2 separate regions of the Homo sapiens genome follow, and region 2 is linked to region 1. Evidence: read pairs that join two places in POLR2A ChIA-PET (ENCODE). Cell type or tissue: GM12878. All regions are shown on one strand.

The links. ChIA-PET counts read pairs that join two places held together with the same protein. Peaks named below come from ENCODE experiments on the same cell type or tissue, not always from the same donor. Only the 100,000 strongest peaks of a DNase experiment are listed, where the experiment ranks them.
Region 2: POLR2A ChIA-PET joins it to region 1 with 6 read pairs; 1 of 35 experiments calls an interaction of 5 or more read pairs at or near these places.

Annotation. Positions count from the first base shown.
Region 1 is chr15:75,129,940-75,132,439 of GRCh38, reverse strand. It overlaps LOC124903530 (a long non-coding RNA gene), which reads right to left and starts at 1,504. Exons shown (of 2, transcript XR_007064721.1): 1 at 1,254-1,504. RefSeq lists enhancers at 995-1,244, 1,415-1,474, 1,515-1,704. In GM12878, no CTCF peak of the experiment used is centred here; DNase peaks (open chromatin) are centred at 1,349 and 1,674; H3K4me3 peaks cover 749 bases; H3K27ac peaks cover 2,358 bases.
Region 2 is chr15:74,771,838-74,774,337 of GRCh38, reverse strand. No RefSeq gene overlaps it. Among named protein-coding and RNA genes, the nearest start is that of CSK, 9.0 kb to the left of the region's middle. RefSeq lists enhancers at 99-676, 1,633-2,346, 2,347-2,500. In GM12878, no CTCF peak of the experiment used is centred here; no DNase peak of the experiment used is centred here; H3K27ac peaks cover 16 bases.

The sequences.
Region 1 (2,500 bases):
ACTAAAAATACAAAAATTAGCCGGGCATGGTGGTGGGCGCCAGTAGTCCCAGCTACTTGGGAGGCTGAGGCAGGAGAATGGCATGAACCCAGAGGTGGAGCTTGCAGTGAGCCGAGATCACACCACTGCACTCCAGCCTGGTCAATAGAGCGAGACTCCGTCTCAAAAATAAACCAGTTCAAACAATTATGTAATGAACATCCTTGGAAAAGTTTTAAGCAGGTAAGTGATAGGATCAGATTTGCTTGTTTAAAATGTCACTCTGAATATGTAAGCTGCTGAAATCTGAACAAGATCTATGGATTGTATCAATATCAATTTCCTGGCTGTGGATATTGTACTATTGTGCAAGATGTTGCCACTGAGGAAATGAGAAGGAAACCAGGTGAAGAGTACATGGAATCTGTCTATATTATTTCTTATAATGCATGTGAATCTATAATTATCTCAAAATAAAAAATTTAATTAAAAAATTGAGGCCCGGCATTGTGGCTCACGCCTGTAATCCCAGCACTTTGGGAGGCTGAGGCAGGTGGATCACCTGAGGTCAGGAGTTCGAGACCAGCCTGGCCAACATGGTAAAACCCCTGTCTCTACTAAAAATACAAAAAATTAGCCAGTTGTGGTGGCAGGCACCTGTAATTCCAGCTACTTAGGAGGCTGAGACAGGAGAATCACTTGAACCCAGGAGGCAGAGGTTGCAGTAAGCTGAGATTGCGTCACTGCACTTCAGCCTGGGAGACAAGAGCAAAACTCTTGTCTCCAAAATAAAAAAGAAAAAAAACACACGTATTAGGATAATTAGTATCAAAATAACAGAAAATAACAAGTGTTGGCAATAATGTGTGAAAACTGGAATGCTTCTGCACTGCTGGTGGGAATGTAAAATGGGGCAGCTACTATGGGAAACAATATGGAAGTTCCTAAAACACTAAAAATAGAACTATCCTATGACCCAACCATCTCACTTCTGGTTTTACAGCCAAAATAATTGAAAACAGGATCTCAAGGAGATATTTCCACACTATGCTTACAGCAGCACTAGTTGTAATAGCCAAGAGGTCAAAAGCAACCCAAGTGTCCACTGACAAATGGATAAAGAAAATGAGGTATATACATACAACGGAATATTATTGAGCCTTAAAAAGGAAGGAAATTCTGACACATGCTACAACATGGTTGAACCTTGAGAACATCTTATTAAGTGAAATAAGCCAGTCCCCAAAACACAGATACTATGTGATTCTACTTACATGAGTTGTCTATAGTAGTCAAATTCATAGAAACAGAAAGTAGAATAGTGGTTGTCAGGGGCTGGGGAGAGGGAAATACAGAGGTGTTAGTTTCATGGGTATAGTTTCACTTTTGCAAGCTAAAAAAATTCCGGAGAGCTCTTCCATAACAATGCGAATTTAACTAACGGTACTTAACTCTATACTTAGAAATGGTTAAGATGGTAAATTTTGGCCAGGCACAGTGGCTCACGTCTGTAATCCCAGCACTTTGGGAGACCAAGCCAGGTGGATCACTTGATGTCAGGAGTTCGAGACTAGCCTGGCCAACATGGTGAAACCCTGTCTCTACTAAAAATACGAAAATTAGCCAGGTGTGGTGGTACACGGCTGTAGTCCCAGCTGCTCAGGTGGCTGACGCAGGAGAATTGCTTGAACCCAGGAGGCAGAGGTTGCAGTGAGCCGAGTTCACACCACTGTACTCCAGTCTGGACAACAGGGTGAGACTCTATGCAAAAAAAACAAAAAAAAAAAACAACAAAAAAAAGGAAAGGGGAGCCAGGCATGGGTGTGGTGGCTCACGCCTATAATCCCAGCACTTTGGGAGCTGAGGCTGGTGAATCACCTGAGGTCAGAAGTTTGAGACCAGCCTGGCTAACATGGTGAAACCCTGTCTCAACTAAAAATACAAAAATTAGCTGGGCGTGGTGGCGCATGCCTGTAATCCCAGCTACTCGGGAGGCTGAGGCAGGAAAATAGCTTGAACCTGGGAGGCGTAGGTTGCAGTGAGCCAAGAATGCACCATTGCACTCCACCCTGTGCAACAAGACAAAACTCTGTCTCAAAAAAAAAAGATGGTAAATTTTATCTTATGCATTTTTTTACCATACACACAAACAGACAAAACTAGAGGAGAGCTAGTTAAAAAAAAAAAAAAAATCACTCTAGCTGCCACTAGGTTTGAAGGGGCTCTGCTAGTGGCAGGAAAGTCTCCTAGCAGGATGTTCTTTTGTCTTGATGAGAAGTGCTGGGGCATGAACAAAGGCAGTGCCCTGGATCCCCAAAGACTGTGAAAGATTGAATTATTTGTCCCTTGTAATATAATTATCCACCCACATCCTTGCCATGGTGGACAGAGAATACTTTCCCACCTTTTGATTTTGTGTTTGGCCATGTGACTTGCTTTGGCCAGTAGGAAACTTGTGAACCTGACATGAGAAGTTTTGAAATGTGCTTGCTCAGTTGGACATGCCTTCTCATGCTGCAGT
Region 2 (2,500 bases), 360 kb after region 1:
GGAAAAGGGACCCGGGATGCCACCACATCATTCTTGCTCAATTTATTACAAAGTCTTCCAGGTTGGAGTCCTGGCTGCACCCCATCCCAGCCTTGTGACCTTAAGCAAAAGTCACTGAACCTTTCTGAGCCTCAGTTTCCTCATCTCTAAAGTGGGACTGAGAGGACCCATGTCACAGGGGACTTATGCTAAACCGAGATGATGTAAAGTTGCTTGCTTAGCAGGGTTCTTTGACACAAGGCAGACTTTCACACCACGGCAGTTAGATGAATATTTTTTCTCTCACTCCTGAAACAGGCTTTGTAGTTCTGGCTCTCCCCTGCTGGGTTCAGTCGGGCTTTCCAAGGGTAGGGCCAGGCCTTTTGTCTGTTCCTAGGCCTACAGTTTCGCAATGGCTGATGAATTGAAAACCCTCATTCATCCATTCACTAAATATTGAGGGCGTGTTTACTACCTTCCAGGCACTGGAGCAGCTGGAATTGGGCAGAGCCAGAGCTACCTGGTTCCCACCTGGAGTCCTGGGCTCACAGCAGGCTGACATATCTCCCTCAATGCTGTCAGGGGTCACTTTTGTGCTGAACCCAATAGTCCCCAGGCTCTGCCTTGCTGACTGGAAGCCGCAGTTGGCACTGTTCTGGCTTTCCTCCTGGGAACTCTTTGGGCGAAAGCAGGAAAAGAGGCCCTGGGGTTCTCTGCAGTGCAAAGGTTAGAGACCTGGCCCAAGGTGGGGCAGGTGAGAAGGAGCAGGAGGTCTGCTCTGCGAGGGCTGGGAAGAGAGAGCAACTGGGCACTGGTGAGCCTCAGGCCCAGCTTTTGCAAAACCCATGCAAATGCCCCCGCCCAGGTGTTACACCTGTGAAGAAACCTGTGTGCCAACATTGTCCCTGTCAGAGATCAGAGGAGCTTTTGAAAGACCTCCTTGCCTGATTGGGGGTGGGGTGGAACTGGGCTGGGGGCTGGGGCCAGGGATAGATACTCCCTGAGCCGGAGGAGACTTTGGAAGCCCCAGTGAGTCAGGGATGAGGCCTGGAGGGCCCTTTGTCAGGGGACTCCAGAGGACCTGGAGGGAAATGCCCCTTCCTTTTGGCCCGTAAGACCCCCAGAATTTCCTTCTAGAGAGTGTGTGTTTGGGTGAGGTGAGCTCCGTGAGGACAGGGACTGGCTCCCTTTCTTCTGTCTCTCCATGGGAAGGCACAGAGCCTGTAGCCATAAATGTGTGCTGAATGAATACGTGAGTGACCAGATTTTCCCCCGGGGGTCTCAGGGCTCCCGTTCCAAGGAGAAGCTCCTTGCCTGCATCCCTATTGCCCGCGCCCCAGTCTATCTTCTTGAATCCCTAACTGGAAGCTTTGGGTCTCCAGGAGTGCTCTCCTGACATTGAGGTAGCCCCGGGAGGTCCCAGTCACCTCTCCCTCCAGCCAGGGTCAGTTCCTTCTTTTCTTTTTTTTCTTTTATTTTGAGACAGAGTCTCACTTTGTCGCCCAGGCTGGAGTGTAGTAGAGCGATCTTGGCTCCCTGCAAGCTCCATCTCCCAGGTTCAAGTGATTCTCCTGCCTTAGCCTCCTGAGTAGCTGGGACTACAGGCGTGTGCCACTATGCCTGGCTAATTTTTGTATTTTCAGTAGAGATGGGGTTTCACCATGTTGGCCGGGCTGGTCTTGAGAAATCCTGACCTCAAGTGATCCACCTGCCTCGCCCTCCCAAAGTGCTGGGATTACGGTGTGAGCCACCGAACCCAGGGCCGATCCTTTTTTTTTTTTTCTGAGACAGGGTCTTGCTCTGTCACCCAGGCTGGAGTACAGTGGTGCGATATCAGCTCACTGCAACCTCTGCCTCCTGGGCTCAAGCAATCCTCCTACCTCATCCTCCCGAGTAGCTGGGACTACAGGTGCATGCCACCACGCCCAGCTAATTTTTGTATTTTTAGTAGAGACGGGGTTTCACCATGTTGGCCGGGATCGTCTCGATCTCTTGACCTCATGATCTGTCTGTGTTGGCCTCCCAAAGTGTTGGGATTACAGGAGTGAGCCACCGCGCCCAGCCTGGGGCCAGTTCTTATCCCCTAAAGATTCCCACCCTCACCCCGCAGCCAGGTTGCCTCCTGCAGCCTGCAGCCCTCAGCGACTCCAAGTCCTCTGCAGCTGGTGGTGTAGCCAGCTCTCAATGCCTGTCTCCACCAAGTGACCAGCCAGCAGTGTGTTTGGCAGCTCACTGAGGAGGCCCACCAGGTGGGCTGCTGGGAGCCAGCCCCTTGCGTGGGGCCTGGCGCGGGTGCTGACACCCACCTCCACCCCCCGCTTTGCTGAATGAGTGAGGATAGATGTTGGGGAGACAGGACCAAAGCTTGGGATGAGTCAGGCCGGCTAGGGCCAGGATGTGTGACTGGGGCCCAGGGAGATGATGTTTGCTGGCAGTGCCCTGTTCCAGCCGCACTGGAGCCCTTACTTTCCCTGGGTGACTGCCCTATTCCCAGCTTGGTTCTCTGTCTTTGTGAGCGGGG